Linked DNA regions of Homo sapiens: region 1 is linked to region 2. Evidence: read pairs that join two places in POLR2A ChIA-PET (ENCODE). Cell type or tissue: GM12878. All regions are shown on one strand. Each heading gives the region's core, and the rest is flanking DNA. Links, peaks and the distances in the headings are about the cores only.

The links. ChIA-PET counts read pairs that join two places held together with the same protein. Peaks named below come from ENCODE experiments on the same cell type or tissue, not always from the same donor. Only the 100,000 strongest peaks of a DNase experiment are listed, where the experiment ranks them.
Region 1: POLR2A ChIA-PET joins it to region 2 with 7 read pairs; 3 of 35 experiments call an interaction of 5 or more read pairs at or near these places.

The regions. Positions count from the first base shown.
Region 1 is chr7:102,026,781-102,034,680 of GRCh38, reverse strand. CUX1 (cut like homeobox 1) reads right to left here. Exons shown (of 24, transcript NM_181552.4): 3 at 6,536-6,583. Among named protein-coding and RNA genes, the nearest start is that of CUX1, 210 kb to the right of the region's middle. RefSeq lists an enhancer at 3,971-4,020. In GM12878, for the core only: no CTCF peak of the experiment used is centred there; a DNase peak (open chromatin) is centred at 3,810; H3K27ac peaks cover 1,287 bases.
Region 2 is chr7:102,208,126-102,216,025 of GRCh38, reverse strand. All of the region lies in intron 20 of CUX1 (cut like homeobox 1), which reads right to left. Among named protein-coding and RNA genes, the nearest start is that of SH2B2, 75 kb to the left of the region's middle. RefSeq lists an enhancer at 3,932-4,241. In GM12878, for the core only: no CTCF peak of the experiment used is centred there; a DNase peak (open chromatin) is centred at 4,015; H3K27ac peaks cover 2,570 bases.

The DNA of each region.
Region 1 (7,900 bases), core at 1,882-6,881, 180 kb after region 2:
CACTGGTTCAAGTGATTCTCCTGCCTCAGCCTTCTGAGTAGCTAGGATTACGGGCATATGCCACCACGTCCAGCTAATTTTTGTATTTTTAGTAGAGCTGGGGTTTCACCATGTTGGCCAGGATGGTCTCGATCTCCTGAACTTGTGATCCGCCCACCTCGGCCTCCCAAAGTGCTGGGATTACAGGTGTGAGCCACAGTGCCCGGCCTGTTTTTGTATTTTTAGTAGAGACAGGGTTCCACCACATTGTCCAGGCTGGTCTCAAACTCCTGACCACCATGCCTAGCCTGTTGGTAGTTTTTAATCATGAATGGATTTAAATTTTATCAAAATCTTTTCATATAACTACTGAAATTGTTTCCTCCTTTAATCTGCTAATGACATGGATTTATGTTAATAAGTTTTGAACATTTTAAACAAAACAGCCTTCTTGGGATATACCAAGCTTGATGGACTTAATTTACTAATACCTTTGAAAAGACTTCTGTGTATTTATTCAATAATAAGACTGACTTTTTTTTTTTTTTTTTTTTTTGAGATGGAGTCTCGCTCTGTCACCTGGGCTGGAGTCCAGTGGCATGATCTCAGCTCACCGCAACCTCCGCCTGCTGGGTTTAAGCGATTCTCCTGCCTCAGCCTCCCAAGTAGCCGGGATTACAGGTGCCTGCCACCACTCCCGGCTAATTTTTATATTTTTAGTAGAGATGGGGTTGCACCATGTTGGCCAGGCTGGTCTCGATCTCCCAACCTCGAGTGATCTGCCTGCCTCAGCCTCCCAAAGTGCTGAGATTAGAGACGTAAGCCACCATGCGTGGCCAATAAGACTGACTTTTAATTTTCCTTTCTTGTACTGTTCTTGTCTTGTTTTGGTATCAAGGTTATATTAGCCTCATAAAAGGAGTTAAGAAGTGCTCGCTCTTTCTATTTTCTGAAGGAGTCTGCTAAGTATGAGAACTCTCTATTTCATGAATGATTGATAAAACTCTCTTGGAAACTGTCTAGACCTTATGGAAATATTTCAGTAATAGTTACAAAGCTATTCAAGTTGTCTGTTTCTTCTTTAATCAATTTTGGTAGTTACAGAATTTTGGAACTTTTTCGACTTCAGTATTTATTGGCAGAAAGTTGCTTATAACATTCCCTTTATCTTTTTAATCTCTGCAGCAGCTGCAATGTCATCCCCAATTTTATTCCTAACATTTTTTGTCTTGATGAGTACAGTGGTTTGTCAGTTGCAGTGGTATTTTCAAATAAATGACTTTTGCAATGTTTCTCTCCTGGCTCTTTGTTTTTTTCATTCATTTCTATTCTTATGTTTATTATTATATTTGTCATTTCTTTCATTCTATTTGAACTTATTCTGTTGTACATTTATTTGTTTGTTTATTTATTTAATTGAGATGGAGTCTTGCTAGGTTAGGCCAGGCTGGTCTCAAACTCCTGGCCTCAGATGATCCTCCTGGCTTGGCCTCCCAAAGTGCTGGGACTACAGGCGTGAGCCATCATACCAGCCTACTGTAATTTTATAAAGCCGATGCTTAGTTCATAGATTGTTTTTCATTTATTCTCTAATACGAGCACTCAAGTTATTTCTTAAGAGGATTTTCCTCCCTGAGGACACTTGTCCCCCACTACCAAGAGGTTCTCTGAGCCAGCCCCTCATCCCCTCAACCTTCCATAACACGCCCCTTCTCAGGGAGAGAAGCAAGGATTGGCCAGACTAGTGGAAAGACAGCATTTTCCTAGAGGGTATGTGCATTACTTTACTAAAGGGATTGTCTAAATTGTTGGGCTAGAATAAGCTTTAAATTGGACTTCATATTAAGGGTACACCTCCCCCACACCACCCATCAATTTGCTGGGCTTGTGAAACACCCAAAATTAGGTATCATAATCAATCAATCGATATCTAATTTCAGTGTGAGTTACATTTTATGATTTTGTTATAATAATTATAAGTAATCATTTCATTATCTGAAACTTTTATTTATTTATTTATTTATTTATTTAGACGGAGTCTCACTCTGTCACCCAGGCTAGAGTACAGTGGCTCTAGAGTGCTTGGCTCACTGCAACCTCTGCCTCCCGAGTTCAACTGATTCTCATGCCTCAGCCTCCCAGGTAGCTGTGATTACAGGCACATGCCATCATGCCCGCCTAATTTTTGTATGTTTAGTCTATTAGACGGGGTTTCATCATGTTGGCCAGGCTGGTCTCGAACTCTTGACCTCAGGTGATCCACCCGCCTCAGCCTCCCAAAGTGCTGGGATTATAGGCATGAGACTGAGACGGGGTCTCACTATATTGACCAGGCTGGTCTCGATCTCCTGGGCTCAAGCGATCCTCCTGCCTTGTCCTCCCAAACTGCTGGGATTCCACACATGATCACCTTTTTAATAGGAACACATCATAATGAAAGGATGGAAGTAAAATATTTTAAAAACCACTTCCAGGCCAGGCGTGGTGGCCCATGCCTGTAATCCCAGCCCTCTGGGAGGCTGAGGCGGGCGGATCACTGGAGCTCAGGAGTTCAAGACCAGCCTGGCCAACATGGTGAAACTCCCACCTCTACCAAAAAATACAAAAATTTAGGCAGGCATGGTGGCAAGAGCCTGTGGTCCTAGCTACTTGGGAGGCTGAGGTGGGCAAATCGCTTGAGCCAGGGAGGCAGAGGTTGCAGTGAGCCGAGATCATGCCACCCTGCTCTCCACCCTGGGTGATAGAGCCAGACCCCATCTCAAAAAAAAAAAAAAGTACAAATTATTTAATATAAATGTCACATTTTGGGAGGGATGATGCTGGGAGTGTCTAGAGATTTAATGTGCAAACAAGGACTATAGTAAATATAATTGCAATATGAGGGATTTCTGCTAAATGAGATCTTAGCTGCTCCTGCCACACACATGAAAAAGAGTAACTAAGGGAGACGATGCATATGTTAATTTGCTTCCCCGTATAACCATTTTACTGTCTGTATGTATCCCATAGCATCATGTTGTATACCTTAAGTATACATAATAAAATTTATTTATAAATTAGCGGAGGCTTGATAAATATTAATTAATGGTGCCAAAAAATTACCTTTCTTTTGTGGGTTCAAAATCTATGATAATTTTATGTATTTATTTATGATTAGCTTTCATATGGCCTTTAAAAAAAAATAGGCAAATGGAAGCTTAGCCTAGATGTTTCTTGGGTATTTCAAATTTAAGGTATCAGGAATCAAACCCATTATCCTACTGAGAATGTGGGCTAATCTACAAGATAATTTGCTAAGACTCTTCAAAAAAGCAAACAAACAAACAAACAAAAAAATCAGGCCAGGCGCGGTGGCTCATGCCTGTAATCCCAGCACTCACTCTGGGAGGCTGAGGCAGGCAGATCACTTGAGGTCAGGAGTTTGAGACCAGCCTGATCAACATGGTGAAATCCCATCTCTACTAAAAATACAAAAATTAGCTGGGCGAGGTGGTGCATGCCTGTAATCCCAGCTACTTGGGAGGCTGAGGCAGAAGAATTGCTTGAACCTGGGAGGTGGAGGTTGTGGTGAGCTGAGATTGTGCCACTTCATCCCAGCCTGGGGGACAGAGCAAGACCCTGTCTAGAAAAAATAAAAATAAAAAGAAATGAAGGTGATGGAGATGGAGAGGATGTCCTACATTAAAAGAGATAATGCAGGGGCCGGGTACAGTGGCTCATGTCTGTAATCAAGGCACTCTGGGAAGCCAAGGTGGGAGGATGGCTTGAGCCCGGGATGTCGATACAAGCCTGGGCAATGTATTGAAACCTCGTCTCTACTAAAAATAAAAATAAATTAGCCGGATGTGGTGGTGCACATGTATAGTCCCAGCTATCTGGCGGTGGGGGCAGGGGAGTGCTAAGGCAAGAAGATTGCTGAGCCCAGGAGGTGGAGGCTGCAGTGAACCATGATGGCACCACTGCACTGCAGCCTGGGTTACCGAGCGAGACCCTGTCTCAAAAAAAAAAAACACTTTTTAAAATAGAAAATTAGATAGACAGATTTCCAAATGTAATGTGTGAACCTGACTGGACCTCAGTTGCGAGGAGGGCCGTTATAAAAGACATCTTGGGGATAATTGGAAAAATTTGATTTTGGATCAAATATGAGATGACCTGGAATTACTGTGAATTTTCCCAGGTGTGATATTTGTGGTTATTGTGGTAATGTAGGAGAATGCTAATAATTCCTTAACTTCGGGAGCCTTCCACGTGTGTTTGAGGGACACAGTGCCTGCTTCTGCAACTTACTTCTGAATGTTCAGCAAAAGTGGTGGGCGGGGAGGGGAGGGGGGAGGTACATGGGGTGAAATGTTAGCAACTGTGGATCTGGGTAAAGAGCATATAGGTGGGCCGGGCGCAGTGGCTCACGCCTGTAATCCCAGCACTTTGGGAGGTCGAAGCGGGCGGATCACCTGAGGTCAGGAATGAGAGACCAGCCTGACCAGTATGATGAAACCCCGTCTCTACTAAAAATACAAAACTCAGCTGAGCGTGGTGGCACATGCCTGTAATCCCAGCTACTTGGGAGGCTGAGGCAGGAGAATTGCTTAAATCCAGGAGGCGGAGGTTGCAGCGAGCTGAGATTGTGCCATTGCACTCCAGCCTGGGCAACAAGAGTGAAAATCTGTCTCAAAAAAAAAAAAAAGCATACAGGTATTCACTGTACTAATCTTTCCATTTTTACACAGCTTTGAAATTTTTCAATAAGAAAGAAAAACAAGCAAACACCTAGAAAGCACACTGAACTCTTTGAGCGAGAGAACTAGGAAGCCAGTGGGTCTCCCAAAAGCCGCTGGACAGGTAACAGAACAGGTAAGATCAAATGTGGGTAGGTGTCAGGTAACAGCCTCACTCATCAACTACGGGCTTGGAGATGAAGTTCTGAGAAAAAGACTGTTCAAGTCCATCCAAGCCCTGGGATGCAGGTGTCCTGCTGGCCGGACCAAGCTACGTGCATGGGGGCTGAATGAGGCAGGAAGAAGATCATAAGAAGAGAGGGGTACTGTTCTGCCCTCGAAAATTTCCAGCCATCACCAACTGCTGTGTCTTCTTTCTACGCTGGTCCCTTTTGATGTCCTGAAATCGCCTCTCTGTCTTTGGCTACAATCGCCCTGGCCTCCTTCATTCACTCACTCCCTGCTCTCGCTCCCAGTTGATGAATTTCCCAAATGGAAGCCCGACAACTTGCTCTAGAGCTCTGGGACCAGGAACCCAGCCTTCCATATATAAGGCCCACATCACCTGTGTCCCAAGAGGAACCTACTGTATCTCACGGCCATATCTCTCCTGTATCTCACGGCCATATCTCTCCTGTCCCTTCCCCCATGTGTTCCCTGTGACTTAGCAGTTGCAAGAAAATAAAATCCCTGCCAGGCACAGTGGCTCACATCTGTAATCCCAGCACTTTGGGAGGTCAAAGCAGGTGGATCACCTGAGGTCAGGAGATCGAGACCAGCCTGGCCAACATGGTGAAACTGCATCTCTACTAAAAATAGAGAAATTAGCTGGGTGTGGTGGTGCACACCTGCAATCTCATTTGCTGGGGAGGCTGAGACAGGAGAATCACTTGAACCTGGGAGACGGAGGTTGCAGTGAGACTAGATTGCACCACTGGACTGTAGCCTGAGTGACAGGGCAAGACTCTGTCGCCAAAAAAAAAAAAAAAAAAAAATCCCTAAGACTGTACCAATATGGGCTCTTTCAGGGGCTTTGGAAATGTCTCGTTTCCTTTCCTTATCAGCCTGCTATGATTCCACTTTCTGTTTTTCCGTCGGGAGAAGCTAAAGAGGTGAGATTCAATAAATCCGCAAGAATAATATAATTTCTGGTTTTCTAAACATCACTGAATCTTCACACAAAGGGCTGGCAAAGAGTGTCACTCACGTGGAGCCCAGTCCCCTCTATGGCTGCTGTTCCCGCTAACAGGTAGCCAGGGCGGATGTCCCAGGTGACTTGCCACCCACGTGCCGTCTGCCAGATGGCTCCGTCCTTCTCTGGAAGGATCCGTTAGAAACCACTTCCTTCTACTGAGCCTAGGCTTGCTCCTCGTGGCTTCTGCTAGATGCTCTGTGTTTCAAGCCTGTGATCAAGTGGCCTCCCTGTGCCCCCGCCAGCCTCTCAGCAAAGCACCACACTTATGGCACACACTCATGGCAGTGGCAGCCCCAGACCAGCTCAGGGGGACAAGGCGACTTCCTAGAGGGGATGCATGGGCTCCTGAAGGCCGTAGCGCCAACAACCTGCCTGTTGCAACCACACACGGGGCACTTCTGCTGGCAATCCACCACAGCTCTGTGTATTCTGAGCATAGCTTCCTTTTCCAGGAGGGCTTTCACCAAGGACCCAATGGAAAATCACATCACAGAGCGCAAAATCTGCATGACGCTGGGTCGGAGCAGCCGGGAAGGCACCATCTGGGCAGCACCTTTTGCCCGGAGCATTTCTTTAATGTGAATAAAAAGACCAATTAGCCACGAAGGGTGGCTCAGGATAGAAAATGAATAGAAAAGCTTACCTCTCCTTGGAAACTCTTCAGCAGCGGCGCTACCTGCTTGCGCAAATCCTGGAGCAGGAGGCGGAGGTCAGGAAGCAGCCATTTGAGAAGGAGAAAGAAGGGAAACATTGGTTAAGGCCTCCTAAAAACAGCGTGGCAGTCAGTGCTAATTATCACTATCTAAAGCAAGCCTGGGACCTCACCCATTCCTGCACTCCTAAAACATCAATAACGCCAACTGGCGCTTCAGGATTTAAACTTATTTAAGAATACAACGAGGTGGTTCTTTGTTGTTCTTGTTGTTGAAGACAGAGTCTCATTCTGTTGACCAGGCTGGAGCACAGTGGCACAACCCTGGCTCACTGCAACCTCTGCCTCCTGGGCTAGAGTCATCCTCCCACCTCAGCCTACCAAGTAGCTGAGACTACAGGCGTACGCCACCATGCCTGGTTAATTTTTGTATTTTTTTGTAGAGACAGGGTTTCATCATGTCGTCCAGGCGAGGGTCAAACTCCTGGGCTTAAGAGATGTGCCCACCCTAGCATCCCAAAGTGCTGGGATTACAGGTGTGAGCCACCGCACCTGGCCTACAACGATGTTTTATTTCTACTAACTCCTGGTCACATATACCTCATTTTGAATGTGCTACAGACTAAAGCTTTTGCTGATGTCAGTCTAAGTGAGATAATCTGCTTAGAATAAAATAGACTAGAATGGGGGGTTTGCCTGGCTGTTTCTATCTGAAATGGACCTGGGCCACTGCACTGTATTTTAGCTGCCTCTTCTTTTTTTTTGAGATGGAGTCTCGCTCTGTCGCCTAATCTGGAGTGCAGTGGCAAGATCTCAGCTCACTGCAACCTCTGCCTTCTGGGTTTGAGTGATTCTCTCACCTCAGCCTCCCGAGTAAGTGGGACTACAGGCGCCCGGCTAATGTTTGTATTTGTAGTAGAGATGGGTTTTTGCCATGTTGGCCAAGGTGGTCTGGAACTCCTAATCTCAGGTGATCCGCCCACCTTCATCTCCCAAAGTGCTGGGATTACAGGCATGAGCCACCATGGCCGGCCCTAGCTGCCATTTTAATGCACTGTTAAGTCGGAGATACAGCCTGTTTTGAATCCACATCTGACAGAGTCACAATAAATTTTATCCCATGCCACCAGTGCCCATTTCGAAACACCAGGACATCCCATAGGTGCATGCTTATGATCTTGTTCAGAGCATTTTATTTAAAATGAAGTAACTGAGAAAGTGCTTCAAAAACTTTGAAAAGACTCGACTAAGATAATATCTTATTTACTGAAAGTTTAGGCATTGAAACTATGTTTTTTTTTTTTTTTTTTTTTTTTTTAAAGACGGAGTCTCACTGTTGCCTAGGCTGGAGTGCAG
Region 2 (7,900 bases), core at 1,764-6,763:
AGGCAGGAGGTCTTAAATGTTGTTTTCTTTCCGAGTCTTCCAGGCCTGCAGCCCAGAAATGCTCCTTTCCTGCAGGCACATGGTGGACAGCAGGCTTGGGGGTGCCCATCTGTGTGGAGGATGCTGCGTCTGCCCCGAGAGCAGCCTGTCCTCCTCCCTCCATGATGCTGCCTGTTGGCCCAGTGTGCGGGTAATGTCTGGGCTGCAATGGGATATTCCTCAGAGAATCCATGGCTGATCATGGCCCGTGGAACACGCCGGTGTGGTGGGGTGCCTCCTGTCTTCCACTCAATGCCCAGGTGAGTGAACTCACTTGGCCCTACAAAGACCCGGGCAGAACCAAGTTGAGATTTTCGTCTTCCACGATGGTATTAGAAAAACCATTAAGGTACATTATTTTACACGTCCTCCTAATCTCTCCATACTGCTTTACTTAATTTGTGATGAAATTGTTGAGAAAGGGTACTTAATGTAGGACAGTCAGTAAAAGTAATTTATCATCTTCCCGCTTCGGTGCTCACGTTATCAGCGAACTCATTTCTGCATTCATCATGCAATCAGCCTATTATTTGCATATTAATCAGGCAGTGGACCGTGAAAGAGCGGCATCCCAGCCAAATGCTGCACTATCTCAGGAGAAACACTCAGTAATTATCATACATCAGTGTTATGATGTGATAATTGATTATAACATCTTTCTGCTGCCCCTGGGGAGTCCCTGCACTAACCCAGCTCCAGGCACTCTGGACAGATTTTTCTTTGCTTGCAAAAAAAAAAAAAAAAAAAAAAAAAAAAAGTTGGAGTAACCATTGCCATGCTCTTAGAATGCTATTTCTGGGGAGCATTGACTGTCTTTTCCACATTCACGAGGTGTTTTTAAGCCACATGGAACAAAATTGACCTTAACTCTGGAATGAGAAGGCCTGATGGCGAGGAAGGAGTGTCCCTCTGGGGCCCGGGTGTCCTCTCTCCTCAGCCTCCTGGGTTCAGAGGTGCTGCTAAGGCATCCATAAAAGTTTCCTTATCAAATAGAATGTTCCAACTACCGCCTAATTGCAAAGCTGGTATAAAGGTAGTTTGGCTGCTTTATTTAGGTGCCAAATGACAGACTAATTTTGGCCGTCAAGGAAAGGACAGACCCAACATCTGCCAATTCAGACTCGGGCTATATTTAGGAATCCGGTTCCAAAGGGAAGAAGTAAACGCAAAATCTAGAGGAGGCCCCGATGGAAGCCTCCTGCCTGGCTCCCAATCTATCCAGGGCAATGCCATTAAGAAACTCCCCTCCTTATCCTCACCGGGAGCGGGGCAGGTCCCTCGGGCCAGTCCGCATGGGGCTGGGGCCTGGGTGTCGGCATGGCTCCGGGGGGCCGTGACAGCTGAAAGGCAGGGCTGCCCTGTAGCAGGCAGAGGACCTCAAGCCAGTGTGTATACGTTCACTGAATTTAGACCAGAAGAGGTTTCAAAGGAGCATGGACACTCCATGCAGCCTAGGCCAGGTGGATTACACATTTTCCAACAGCCAAACCTAGTAAATGTGGCTTCCATGCTGTCACTGATTTGCTGATTCAACTCCTGGGCTCAGGCAATCCTCCTGCCTCAGCCTCCTGAGTAGCTGGGACTACAGGCGCACACCACCATGCTCGGCTAAATTTTAAATTTTCTGTAGAGATGGGGTCTTGCTATGTTGCTCAGGCTGGTCTCAAATTCCTGGACTCAAGCGATCCTTGAGTCTTAGCCTCCCAAAGTGTTGGGATTACAGGCGTCAGCCACCACGCCTGGCCACCACCTTCTTCTTGATTGGGGCAAATCACCTTTTATCTCTGAGCCTTGGTTTACTCCATCCGTAAGAGAAGGGAACCATTTCCACTTATTATTATTATTATTATTTTTGAGATGAAGTTTTGCTCTTGTTGCCCAGGCTGGAGTGCAGTGGCGTGATCTCGCCTCAGTGCAACCACCTCTGGGTTCGAGTTAATTCTCCTGCCTCAGCCTCCCGAGTAGCTGGGAATACAGGCATCCGCCACCACACCCAGCTAATTTTTTTGTATTTTTAGTAGAAACAGGGTTTTGCCATGTTGGCCAGGCCGGTCTTGAACTCCTGACCTCAGGTGATCCACCCGCCTTGGCCTCCCAAAGTGCTGGGATTACAGGTGTGAGCCACTGAGCCCGGCCTCACTTACTGATTAAGGATTACGGACATCAGCTCTGTGAGTGGCACAGAGACCACACCAGCATGTGGACTCCCTTGTTTTATTCCCACCCCCCTTTCTGCAATCACCTGAGGGTTTCTAGGCATTTAAGCTTCTTCATTCCTTCCCTAGAATTCAACCACTGAAAACTGAAGTCCTCATTTGCTCCTATGACCTACTTTTGCCTCTTGTACTGAATGCCCAATGTGCTGTAAATTCTGTTTTCTATGGAAAGCCTGAAGGGGAGAGAACGGGATGTGTCTACAAGCTGGACTGGGCCTGTCGGGCCTTTTCAGAAGGGGAAACCAGGGAGCACCAGGATGGAGGGTCCAGGGAAAGCGACGGGAAGAACGAGAGTTATGTGAGCCCTCAGCCTCGCCGGCTGTGTCTAGCCTAGTTGGCCTGGTTCCATACTAGCTTGGCCCCAAATGGCCTAAGCAATGACCTAGGCCCTATAGTCTTACTCTGGAAGCTCAAGGTTTTGTGTCCACTTTAAGGAATTGGTCAATGAACAGGCAACTTCCAAGGATGGAATAGCATTTTGTAGAAGTCGAGACTTTGGAAAGGCACATATAGATCACCTCTCACAGGACTGCGGCACCAGGAGTACCCTGCACCATCTGCAAGGGACAATCTCCACCAAAGGAGGTGGGAAGATGCGACTAGATTCTGTTTTAAAAGCAGACATCTGGCTGGGTGTGGTGGTGCACACCTGTAACCCCAGCACTTTGGGAGGCCAAGATGGGTGGATCACCAGAGGTCAGGAGTTCGAGGCCAGCCTGAGCAACATGGTGAAACCCCGTCTCTACTAAATACAAAAAATTAGTCAGGTGTGGTGGTGCACACCTGTGATCCCAGCTACTTGGAGGCTGAGGCAGGAGAACTGCTTGAACTCGGAAGGCGGAGGCTGCAGTGAGCCGAGATTGTGCCACTGCACTCCAGCCTGGGTGACAGAGCGAGACTCCCTCTCACACATGTACACACAAAAAGGGAAAATTCTCCATGTGCTGATGGAGGAAGGTCTCCACGGTGTGTTACTAAGTGAGAAAAGCAAGGCACACGGCCTTTTTGAGGCCTGCACGCCCCCCATCTGCGTGGAATAAATATTTAGGTGCATGACTGTCCTGAAGGACACATGACAAACTGGGGATGGTGGTGGGGTGGGGTGTGGGGGTGGGGGTGGTGTGTGACAGGAAGATGAGGGAGGGATGGTGACCGATTTCTTAAAAAGACTGTAAGTTTGAATGCTTGCATTTTGTAACTATGGTGCATTTTACTTCTTGGAAAAAATCCTGCAAATCATAATAAAAACAAAAAAGTCAAATAAATCGGTGACTCTGGGCTATGACTTCCCTCTCTTTGGGTGAGGCACAGGGACAAATTCTGCTCTAGGAACAGAGACTTTGGGGGGCCGAGTTCTGGCAAAGCAGCCTTCCCCAAGGGTGTGTGACGAGTGGTGCTGGAAGGTGGGACTGCAGGGTGCTGGGGCGGTGCTGGCAGCCTGCGTAGGCTGCCTTGCTCACTTGATGACAGCGACGTTTGTTGCTTTGAAACAAAACCTAAAGTGGGCTGTGGTACTCAGCACTGGCTGCCCCTGACATCTGTGCAGGATCTGTGTGTGCAGGGTCCCCCAGGCAGGGCTGTCCTAGGAACAAAAGACCCTTCAAATACCCATGTTCTCCTGCATAAATGTCACAGGGTGCTGGTTCCAGCAACATGTGGCCAGCCCCCATCTTGAATCCCACAAGCATCTGGAGGCGCTTGGGGAACTGAACAAGCAGGTCACGCACAGTGACAAAGGGGCTTTCCGGCAAGGTCCCTGAGTGATCCCTATACATCACACATCAAGGAACTTTTGAGAAGCGCATGTGCCCTTCCTCCTGTGGCTCTTGGGGCGGCCCCCCAGCCTCATCTCATCAGCCGGGACTTCCCGTGCTGCTCCCGCGCGGCCTGCCTCACCTGCCTCTGGAAGGGTTCACAGTGGCACAGCCAGTCCCTTTGCATCTTAGCTCAGCCGAGATCAGGTTGAGTTTTTTTTTTTTTTTTTTTTTTTTTAGATGGAGTTTCACTCTTGTCACCCTGCTGGAGTGCAATAGTGCAATCTCGGCCCACTGCAACCTGGGTCTCTCGGGTTCAAGCAATTCTCCTGCCTCAGCCTCCCAAGGAGCTGGATTACAGGTGTGCACCACCACGCCTGGCTAATTTTTGTATTTTTACTAGAGACGGGGTTTCCCCATGTTGGCCAGGCTGGTCTCGAACTCCTGACGTCAGGTGATGCACCTGCCTCGGCCTCTCAAAGTGCTGGGATTACAGGTGTGAGCCACTGCGCCCAGCCGAAAAGCTGATTCTTTAATGTCTCCAATTGAAGAGGTATTCTTTTTTTGCGGGCGGAGAGGGTCTCGCTTTGTCACCCAGGCTGCAGTGCAGTGATGCTATCATTGCTCACTGCAGCCTCCACCTCCTGGGTTCAAGTGATACTCTTGCCTCAGCCTCCTGAGTAGCAGGGATCACAGGTGCAAGCCACCATGCCTGACTTATTTTTATATTTTTAGTAGAGACCGAGTTTCACCATGTTGGCCAGGCTGGTCTCAAACTTCTGACCTCAAGTGATCCACCCACCTCGGCCTCCCAAAGGGCTGGGATTACAGGTGTGAGCCACCGCGCCTGGCCCCTGCCTGCTTTAGACAGTGCTGTGGAATGCCCAGGGGTGCAATCAGCCTCTCCTGTCCCTATGAACATGCTATCCACATGCCCCCGACACTGACTGTTAGCCATGAATGTGGGAGAGCCGACTGACTGCTTATCAAGGACACTGCTTTAGAATCTTACTGCAGAGTTCAAAGCTCACGAGCCCTGGACACGTGTTCCTGGCTGTCTGGTGGGAACCAGCTAAGAGCCATGACCATGATACGCATGCACATTCAAAAGGAACGTGGACCTGTCCGCGATAGGGGCTGCAGCCAAGGGGAATCTCCTGGTTGTACAAGGTCATGGACAGCCCACGGCCCCGTGGGCTTCACGTCAAAGAGGGGCACACATTGGACCACCCACATTAGAGACAGACCATAGCAGCTGTCTTCTCAAAGAGGCAACTGATACTCTGTTGGCTGACTGGGAACAGCAACAGGCAGCAGAGAAGGCTTGGAACCCATCATTCCTAACACGCCAGGAAAGAGCTGGGTATTTCACGATTCAGCCAAGGGCAGGGGACCATCCTTCCACCTGGATAGCCATAATACACCTGAAGCCAGTGTGAATGCAGACGTAACAGCTTGTTAGCCACAGCAATGAAACGCTCCCACATTAAAAAGTTACAAAGTGGCCGGGTATGGTGGCTCACATCGGTAATCCCAGCACTTTGGGAGGCCAGGAGTTTGAGACCAGCCCTGGCAACAGAGACCAGGTTACTTGGGTATTTGGAAATAAAGAATAAAAAAGGCCGGGTGTGGTGACTTACACCTGTAATCCTAGCACTTTGGGAGGCCAAGGTGGGAGGATCACCCGAGGTCAGGAGTTGGAGACTAGCCTGGCCAACATGGTGAAACCCCATCTCTATTAAAAATACAAAAATTACCTGGGTGTGGTGGCAGGCACCTGTAATCCCAGCTACTTGGGAGGCTGAGGAAGGAGAATTACTTGAACCCCGGAGGTGTAGGTTGCAGTGAGTCGAGATCGCGCCACTGCACTCCAGCCCAGGTGACAGAACGAGACTCCATCTCAAAAAACAAAAACAAAAACGAATAAAAAAGAGAGACCCACTTCTACAAAAAATAAAAAAATTAGCTGAGTGTGGTGGAAAGTGTCTATAAGTCCCAGCTACTCAGGAGGCTGAGGAGAGAGGATTGTTTGAGCCTGAGAGATTGAGGCTGTATTGAGCTGTGATTGTGTCACTGCACTCCAGCCTGGGCAACAGAGTGAGTCCCCGTCTGTCTATAAAAAATAAATAAAATAAATAGAATAAGATACAATAAATTGCTAAATGATAAGAAGGCCACACTCTGAGCAAACAAGCCTTAATGAGCCTCTACCTTCTCCTCTATGAACATTTGGTATGGTTAAGTAGTGTGAGGTCCAGAAATGAGGGATGAAGCCTGGAATGACTGACAGACAAAAGGGGCTTGCAGAATCAGTCCCCAAGGACCACCTGCAACTCCATCTTGAAATGAAGTTTTCCAAATGAGATCAAAGATGACCCTGGTTATAACTACACCCCCCTTTATATCCCAAGGTGCTGGGCATTTTGCAAGAAGCAAACAAAAAAAAATATTTGTAGAAAGTTAAGACGTACCAGGAAATCTATGAACAGGTAACTGATCTGAAGATTTGTCTCTTAAAAATCCTTTTTCTTAAAAAAAAAGTTACTCATGACTGGCATGGAACCTACCGCTCACCTTACGCCTTTTCAAGGCCTCAACAGTGTCTAAGAAAAAGTGGTGGGTCACTAGTGACGCTGCTGCTTAAAAATGGCATCAAATTTCCTTAATGCCCAAGCCCGTCACCCCCATGCTCGGATTCTTAGAGGAACATTCAGAACCAGTTGTATCCACCAAGAGGAAAAAGTGATGATGTGAATGAAATGTCAGTTTCTCTCTCCTTTTTGGCAAATTGGCGTCTAAGTCATTAAGGAAAACGGAAGGACAGACAAGGCAACAGAGCCCGGCAGGAAAAGGCTGACGGGAGCTCTCAGTGAGGAAAAGAAAATAGACTCCTGGGCCAGCAGCTTGCTGTTCAGATGGGCGAGGCCACTCTAGCGCAGGGCACCTGATCACCATGGTAACCGAGCACAGAGCACAGAGCCATCCGCCCCCACGGACTCCGCTGTAAGCCCGATTCCCTTACTGCAGGGCTGTGGCTGGCTGAGCAAGTTGTCCAAAGTCCCTGCCTACCTGGGAAGGAAAACCAACCGCCAGTCCATCTTCGAGGCCCAGAATCTCAAGCACTGAGCATTTCTCACTGACATTCAGGAAGAAGCCAAGCCGGGCTTGCAATGACCTTTCTGCAGACATTGGTTCTACCACGGCGAGCTACTTGAGGCAAGCAATGGAGGGAGCATCTTCTGGGTCTGGGGGCCTCTTGAAAGGATTCTGGGGTAGCCATGGGAAGAACAGGGAATCGGAATCCTGTAGCAATCTTAGGACAGAGGCTCGCTCTCCTGCTTCAGGGGCAGCACTGCTGGAAGCTTCCACAGAGACACAGTCAAGGAAGATTCTAGTCTCTCATGTCACTAATCCCAAGGATTTACTAAAAACCACTGTTAGCAACTCTATTTTTCTAAATTAAATTCCATATACTAGGTGGGGCACGGTGGCTCATGCCTATAATCCCAGCACTTTAGGAAGCTAAGGCGGGTGGATCACCTGAGGTTGGGAGTTCAAGACCAACCTGGCCAACAGGGCGAAACCCCGTCTCTACTAAAAATACAACTAGCTGGGTGTGCTGGCGCATGCCTGTAGTTTCAGCTACTTGGGAGGCTGAGGCAGGAGAATCGCCTGAACCCAGGAGGCGGAGGTTGCAGTGAGCTGAGATTGTGCCACTGCACTCCAGCCTAGGCGACAGAGTGAGACTCCATCACACAGACACACACACACACACACACTCCATATACTGTGAACATAGCTTTTTTTCTTTTCTCTTTTGTTTTTTTTTGAGACAGGGTCTCCGTCTGTCACCCAGCTTGGAGTGCAGTGGCGTGATCTTGGCTTACTGCA